Linked DNA regions of Homo sapiens: region 2 is linked to region 1. Evidence: chromatin contacts called from ENCODE Hi-C or POLR2A ChIA-PET data. All regions are on one chromosome and are shown on one strand. Each heading gives the region's core, a stretch centred on a gene start or an enhancer-like site at or near the end of the contact. The rest is flanking DNA. Distances are from core to core; before and after follow the strand shown.

Evidence for each region. Hi-C counts contacts between places; a loop is a spot of excess contacts on that map. ChIA-PET counts read pairs that join two places held with the same protein, here RNA polymerase II (POLR2A). Pooled maps may share reads with other maps.
Region 2: a loop to region 1 is called in a pooled map, with 2.2 times the contacts of the local background. The contact joins two enhancer-like sites. A Hi-C loop is called at or near these places in 2 of 50 pooled maps. POLR2A ChIA-PET finds 5 or more read pairs at or near these places in 2 of 52 experiments (OCI-LY7 and activated T-cell).

Annotation. Positions count from the first base shown.
Region 1 is chr11:102,266,618-102,270,660 of GRCh38, reverse strand. LOC105369460 (a long non-coding RNA gene) reads right to left here. Exons shown (of 5, transcript XR_007062863.1): 2 at 1,425-1,531. Among named protein-coding and RNA genes, the nearest start is that of BIRC3, 49 kb to the left of the region's middle. RefSeq lists a silencer at 1,803-1,912. Within about 2 kb of position 1,925, at least 17 of the 41 ENCODE cell types and tissues checked have a DNase peak (open chromatin) inside an H3K27ac peak, as active enhancers do.
Region 2 is chr11:102,561,586-102,565,788 of GRCh38, reverse strand. No RefSeq gene overlaps it. Among named protein-coding and RNA genes, the nearest start is that of MMP7, 33 kb to the right of the region's middle. Within about 2 kb of position 1,513, at least 4 of the 41 ENCODE cell types and tissues checked have a DNase peak (open chromatin) inside an H3K27ac peak, as active enhancers do.

The DNA.
Region 1 (4,043 bases), core at 676-3,175:
GACAAAGAGACTGCTTGCCAGGCAAAGGTGTAGACCCAGAGGAGCGTTTGAGGATAATTCTTTATAGTTTCACGCTGTACCTTTAAATGTAGGGATTTGATATTGACTGCTCTGATGACCAGAACCCTCCTAGAGCTGGAAGGAAATTTCCAGCATGTTATCAAACTCTTGTTTTATAACTAAGCCTCAAAGAATGGAAGGAGCAATTCCAGATCACTGAACAAATTAGGAGCAACTCAGGGCAAAATTTCAGACCTACCTTCTGCCACACACAAAAAAGGAGTTGGTGCTGACAAGACTCACTCTTTTAGAACCTGCCCACCTGGAGGAACTCTGAGGAGGAGCCAATTAATTCATCCCCACACCAGCTCAGTCACCCATCCTATGCAATGATAGGACTAGACAGAGAGAACCTGAAGCCTGCACTGAGCACATCTGAGATTAAATCACTGTTCACTGGGTTTAAATAGGGATGACAGCACAGTTATTCGCTAACCCTGCAAACTGCTGTTTCAGAAGCAATGTTCAGGGGTGAATCATTAAAATAAGAACATAACCAACTCACATATCACCTAACAGGAAATGATGGGAGAGGAACAACCCAACTAACTTGTTTAGGCTTTTAATCCCCCAAACCAGCCTGCGAGCCTGAGCCTGAAGCCTCAGCCCTGCCCAGCTCCACCTGATTAAGTTCTGTCTCCAGAACATCTTTAAGGAGGGGCTGGTCTTAATGCAAGTCTGATAACACTTTTCATTGCCTCCTGGTTTCTTGATCCCAGAAGCTAGGCACGTGGAGGTGAGTGAGAAAGCAAGTTTACAAAGGGGCAGTTGATTAATGTAGGTATAAAAGTTTTCTTTTTCCAACTGAGTAATAAAATTTGGTTTGAAATCAAGCCTGGTTTATAGAGGGGATATTAAAACCCAACTCAATTCCAGTTATAGAGAAAGAACTAACCAATTCTAGTCATTTTCTAGAATTCAGAATTACATGGCCTGACCTAAAAAATTCCAAATACTTTATTTAGACCCTAGGGGAATTCTTTATGTGACCCTCAAATGAAGCTGCTAATAATGAGCTTAGGAGCTAAATTGTGCCTTGCATCGATGTGATCTCTACCCAGAGGAATCTTTCTAAAATCCAAATCACATCATAGTCTCTTGCTTAAGATACTTCCATGTTTCCTCTCTGCTTCAACATAAAAATCTGTAGCCACTAGAATTTATAATTTAGGAATTCTTTCATGATCTGGCCCCATGATCCAGCTTCACCTTTCCAGAGGGTCTGTACTACTTCCAGCTTCTCCCTGTCCTTGCTCTCATCCTACCTCTCTAACTAGCTGCAACGTGCTCTTCCTCCACAGCCCCCTCTACCTGTCCAACACCCAGCAATTCCACCCTCACAGCACTTCCCACTGCCCGTTTACCTGTTGGTCTTTTCCACTAGACAATAAGCTTCTTGAGGGTTATTTTGCCATTAAATCCCCAGTGACTGGAAACAAGTAGACCCTCGGTAGCTATTTGCTGAATCAGACTGAATTTGGAAAGAAAAAGGAAAGAAACGAGCACTAATGAATAAGTGTCAGTGCTTGGCACATAAACAATATAGATACGTCATTCTTTTAATCCTCAAACAGCTGTGAAATTTAACGATAATCAACCCCATTTTGTGAATAAGGAAATTGAATCTCGAGAGTCCAGTCACTTGAGCAAGGTGTATAGAGGAGGTAGGACAAAATTGTCGCTAAGTCGGGCAACGCCCTCTGCAGCAGCCGAGCGGCGCTGCCTCCTGATTGCCGGGGATGACTGGGGCTGCCGGAGCTCTCTGGGCAGAGATCCAAGCTCCGGGCCCAAGTACAGGCAGGTGTTCGTGCAGAGGCCCCACCCACCCTGGCTGGAGCCCCGCCCCACCCGCATGCCCCGCCTACTCAGCGCTGCCCCGGTGGAGAAAGCAGCGCGGCCGCAGGGCGTGCAGGATTGACAGGGCATGCCCTGGCATTCCGGAAATGCCGTGGAAAACAGCGAAACTTCAGCTCCAGGTGGCCTAGAGGCGTGGCAAACGAGAATGTGGGGGAGGTGTTCACTGCAGAAGGGTGGTCCCAAATCTGGGACCCACCGTTCCCTCCAGCCCCGCAGAAGTCAGTCAGGCCGTGGTGCTGGAAGCTTCTCAGACTTGCCTGTCATTAAAGTCCGAGGGTGGTTATAAACTCCAACTGTCACGGCAAGTTGTGTTTTTGGAGACTCTTCCAACTCCGCCAGGCTGTAAACAATGACTTTGCCTTAGAAGTTGCAGTTGAATAGGAAGAGCTTGGAAGAGCGCTTTGAGTTGAATTGCCAAGTCGGAGCTTTTGAAGCTTCTCCGAAGTTTGCTCGAATTGCAGCCCGAACTACATCTTTTCCACAAGGGCTGGACATATTTCAGGAATCTAGTATTTCCTTGGGGAATGTTTTCCTCCCCCTGCGCTGGAAGCTGCTCTCCATGTTTTCCCCCCCTTTCATTCCCATGGGTTGAAACTGACCCGCCCTGTGTGGAGGAAGTCCTCTGTAGGACTCTGGAGATCCGACCAGGACATCCACCTGGGCATTTTGGACCCCAACGCCTTGCTTCTGTATCTGATCTGCATTTGCCTTTCTGGACACCCTCTTCTGTGCTCCAAGACACCCTATACTTTTCTACCTTGACAGGGAACTTGACATTTTTAAACTTACCTATTTATTTGTCCGTCTCCCCTATTAGATTATGAATTCCTTAGGTCAGAGACATTCTTTCCTTATGTCAGTACCTGACACATTGAACCGTGGTTGTGGAGAGAATAAGTTCCCTCAGCCGTTATGAAGGGAAACCTCCCCAGCTTGTAAACTGTCTCCTTGACTTATGGAGGACTGTTCCAGAATGAGTCAGAGGGGAAGATCCACCCAGATAAGTCGGAGGCATTGGAAACAAGCCGGTAAAACTTTCTTCATTTGATCTTTTATACATTGGAGCTACTCACACAGATAGATTTTTGAAGCAAATAACTGCATTTTGCATCTACCATCCCTTTTCCCCCCACATTTAACCCACACTATGTAGATAAAATTTACTTGGGGAATTCTTGAACAGTTAAATTGTTTATATTCAATTAAGAGATTTTTATCTTTATTAATCCCCTCCTCCTCCACATATTTTCAGGCAAAATAATTATTGAGTAGTATAGGGACTTTGGGATCGTTATAATAATCAAAGAGGCCTGAGTATTCATTCAAAAAATGAAAATGAGATTTTTCATTTTTTGAAGGAAGGAATTCGTGCTTAACTCTGATGTTCATTTAGTTACTGATGATTTTTAAATTTTAACTTGTATATTCAAGTGAGTATTGTCTTTTCTTGTTATATGTTTATTTAACAATGCCATCATTTCTCAAAGCATTTTATTTTACTTACTTTAAGCCATAAGAAAAGCAAGGTGGGCATTGCTTGAGCCCAGGAGTTTGAGACCAGCCTGGGCAACAAAGTGAGATCCCCCGTCTCTCTCTCTCTCTCTTTTTTTTCTTAAATAAGAAGTTAAAAAAGGAAAAAAAAAAAAAAGAAACAAAAGCAAAGCATACTTGTGGTAGGACGCAGTGGCTCACACCCGTAATCCCAGCATTTTGGGAGGGCAAGGTGGAAGGATCCCTTGAGCCCAGGAGTTCGAGACCAGTCTGGGCAACACAGGGAGCCCCTATCTGTTTTTTTTTTTTTTTGAGACAGAGTCTTGCTCTGTCGCTCAGGCTGGAGTACAGTGGCGCGATCTCGGCTTACTGTAAGCTCTGCCTTCCGGGTTGACGCCATTCTCCTGCCTCAGCCTCCCCAGTAGCTGGGACTACAGGCGTCCGCCACCACGCCCGGCTAACTTTTTGTATTTTTTACTAGAGATGGGGTTTCACCGTGTTAGCCAGGATGGTCTCGATCTCCTGACCTCGTGATCCGCCCGCCTCGGCCTCCCAAAGTGCTGGGATTACAGGCATAAGCTACTGCACCCGGCAGAGCCCCTATCTCTAAAAAATAAAATAAAATAAGATATATG
Region 2 (4,203 bases), core at 264-2,763, 300 kb before region 1:
GCAGAGCTTGCAGTGAGCCGAGATCGCACCACTGCACTCCAGCCTGGGCGACAGAGCGAGACTCCATCTCGAAAAAAAAATAAAAATTAGCCTGGCGTGGTGGCAGGCACCTGTAATCCCAGCTACTCAGGAGGCTGAGGCAGGAGAATTGCTTGAACACGGGAGGTGGAGGTTGCAGTGAACCAAGACCACCATTGCACTCCAGCCTGCGTGACAAGAGTGAAACTCCATCACAAAAAAATAAAAAATAAAAAAAATAAATTTCTCCCAAAGTTAAGTTGGCCTATGCCCAGGAATGACCAAGGACATCTTGGAGGTCAGAAACAAGATGGAGTCAAGTATGTCAGATTTCTCTTATTGTCATAATTTTGCAAAGGCAGTTTCATCTTGTTTGTACAGATTATTCTCAGTGTCATTTTATCTTCAAAGATAAGGACATTCCTTTCCTCCAGGTATTGGGAGGGCACCCGGCCTCTTTCTTCAGGGAAAGATCAGAAAATCCTTCCTAGGTTTCATGGTCTGCTTCAGGAGAGAAAGACTGGGAGGAAAGTGGAGTGAACTTCCTGCTTTTCAAATGTCTTCAGCTTAAAATATTTAATATGCCAAGGTGCTATATTTTGGAGTAATGTGTCCTGAACCCCATCAGAAGTTTACTTTGTCAGGAAAGCCCACTTGGGCTTTTCAGTGGAACCTTCAAAATTGCTAAACTATAATTTTTTACAAAGTAAAATCATGACTCTCAAACACATGTAAAATGAACCTGTGTCAAATAATTTGTTGATTTAATTAATTAATGAGGAAACAGAATTTGGAGAATGAGGAGAATTTGGAGATGTATACATGCAACTAGGAATGCTAAAATGGTTTTGCTAATAAATGCAAAACTGATTGATATCCCATAGGTCAGTAAACATTTTCAAGTTTTATCTCTATAATGTTTTATAAAACATAATAAAGTTTTATCTCTAAATGCAATATGCCTTTGCATTTCTGTGAACAAGAATCAATTGCGGCCGGGCACGGTGGCTCACACCTGTAATCCCAGCACTTTGGGAGGCCGAGGCGGGCAGATCACAAGATCAGGAGATCAAGACTATCCTGGCTAACACGGTGAAACCCCGTCTCTACTAAAAGTACAAACAAAATAGCCTGGCATGGTGGTGGGCGCCTGTAGTCCCAGCTACTCGGGAGGCTGTGGCAGGAGAATGGCGTGAACCCAGGAGTTGGAGCTTGCAGTGAGCCGAGATCGCGCCACTGCACTCCAGCCTCGGCGACAGAGTGAGACTCCGTCTCAAAAAAAATAATAATAATAATAAAAATAAGAATAAAAAAAAGAATGATTTGCATTACTGTGGACAGGAAAAACCTGCATTGTTATCAGTTTTCTACAACTTAGTTTCTATTTCTAGGGAGCTATAAAATAGCCTAGTCATCAGAGAAAGTCATAGGTGAGTCATCAGAGAAAGTCATAGAATCAGATACTCTCTGGAAGAGACTTACTTTCATGTATGTGTCAGGGCGATGAAAAACCAACACAGGTACCTTGTAAGCATTCCACTAGAGTTAGCCATTATTTGAAAGTAAGCTCTAATATTAGTTCCTAATATGCTGGGACTTGGGGTTTCAATTCTTTAATTTCCTTTTGAAGTAACTTCTACAATTAAAAACTATACATTGAAAGTTAAAATTGAACAGAAGAGAGTCCTCTAAGTCAAAGCACTGCTTTCTCTTCCCATTTTGAAAAACACTATTCTTCATAAAACTGGTTACTGGGTGAACCTACTGAGAGAGGGGACATCTGAGAGAAGGGACACTGCTTGGGTCAGGGCTTTTGAGGACAGGTGATATGGCTCAGAAGTTCATCTGAGCACCTAAAGGCAGTGCTTGGCATCTGGTAGTTGCTGTTCCTTCAGGTCTGGGAAAGTGCGGGTGGGTCCAGAGCCTCCAGGCAAGAACTAGAAGATATTCCTCTGTCTGTATTCACCCTGGAACCACCCTTCAAACCCACACCTGATAGGTAATCGGAGATGAGTACTGAGGCAGTACAATGCCAAAATAATGGGCTAAATAAAAAATTTTCATCAAGTACTTTTGGGTACAACCACAGTTTTATCAAAAACATAAGAAACTCTTGGCATTTGAGGTTTTGACAGTTGAGGTTTCAGCTTTTTGCAAGCACAAGATGTCCAAGGACATGAGTTTGCCATTTTGCTAAAGGGCAAATTTGGTGCACTTGCATCATGAGGATGGTATAGATGGGAGAAGTACATGAGCAGTAAATCCCTCTGGCCCGTGGGCATCCACATTATAGCATGGCTTACCCATATCCCTCACCAGTGTCAAGTTTCTGCTGTATTTTTAACTATCTTTCATATGCTCTACACTCTAGGGAACAGAAAAATACAAATACCATATAATTGGACAGGAGGTTGTTATTTAAAAAAAAAAAAAAGAATGCAAAGAAAGAAAGGGAAAAAAGACAAATTCCTTACCATCAAAGAACATTCATTTTCATTGGGAAGGCAAGATGAAATTAATAAAATGGTCAACACCAGAGATAACATAGCCAAGAGCTGAAGTAGTTCTATAAGAGAATTCCAGAAAAGTCAAGGGGCCCATGAGTGATTTTGGAGGAGTGAGGTTTTGAATTTCATCCTGAAGGAAGTACACAATTTGGGCAGATGGAAAAGGAAGAGTGGGCATTGCATAAATAAAAAGGGGAGTTGGAACAGGAAGATAGTACCAGGAAATGGAACTAGTTTAGAATGTGCATGGTGTAGAACAGGAAAAGGATAGCCTTTGGTGTCAGAATTAAAGTAAATAGAAAGTAAAATTTTTTCATAGGCGACAAGAAGAAAATAGCATTGAATAAATTCTACATTGTGCCAGCTTCTTTCATCTTATTATTTAATATAATCTTTTTTAAAAAATCCTTTATGAAGGAAAGATCAGCATCATACCCACTTTACAGATGAGTACACAAAGGAGACCCAAGGAGTTAGGGGTCGTGACCAGCTAAGATTTATATCCCAGTCCCCAATCCCTGTGACTCTCAACTCTTCTGACAACTCTTAGTGCTTTTTTTTTGAGACGGAGGCTCACTCTGTCTCCCAGGCTGGAGTGCAGTGGCGTGATCTCAGCTCACTGCAACCTCTGTCTCCCAGGCAAGCAATTCTCCTGCTCAGCCTCCTGAGTAGCTGGGACTACAGGTATGTGCCACCATGCCCAGCTAACTTTTTTGTATTTTTAATAGAGACGGGGCTTCACCATGTTGGTCAGGCTTGTCTCGAACTCCTGACTTCAAATGATCTGCCCACCTCGGCCTCCCAAAGTGCTGGGATTACAGGCGTGAGCCACTGCGCCTGGCTCTGCTTTTTCTAATTACACCTCATGGAGATGCCCCCAAAGAAGAGGTAAGTATTTGACTACGTTCTGGATGTTAAACTCCTGAGTGGCAGGAACTTATTGCCCAGCATTTAATTGATGCTAAATACTCATTAGATGGGTGAATCAAATTATAAATCAGCGGAGAATCCATTCTTAGAAGATAAATGGTATAAATACACAATAAAGGGGAAATCATCATAATTTTTAAGGGAATTATGAAGAGTTAGGACTCTTATATTGGGCTTACATTGGAAAGATCCTGAAAATCAAGCTGAAAAACTGGAATTTATTCCATAAAAAAAATGTAGGTTACAAAATGCAGTTTTTCACTGGAGCTATAAGATAAAGGTGGTGTTTAAAATAATATTTTAAATTAATTAGTTCTCCTCAAGGTAACTGAAAGGAACAATTACTTACATACCTTGTGTGAATATAGTGGACTTTCATATCTAGAGGAGGAGGAGGAGGACAAGGGAGAAGAATCACAAGGAGCAGGAAGAGGGGGAAAGGAAGGCAAAAAGAAGAATAAGAAGACAAAGAATAAAGTCAGGAAAGAGAAGATGAGCAGCAGGGGCAGTAACAGTAACAGGAGAAAGAGAAAGAGGAGTGGAAGAAAGTAAGAAGGAGGAGAAGAAACAGCAAGTGACAAACCACATCCTTCTCTTAGGAAAACATTGTAAGTTTATTCAACAGACATAAAATTACTCTGAGAAATTGCTTACAAAAGTTTACAAATGCTTTCAAGTTCTGTAGAAATCTCATTACAGACAGGTAGTAAACAGTTTGCAGGCAGGCCTTGGCCCATGGACCACATTT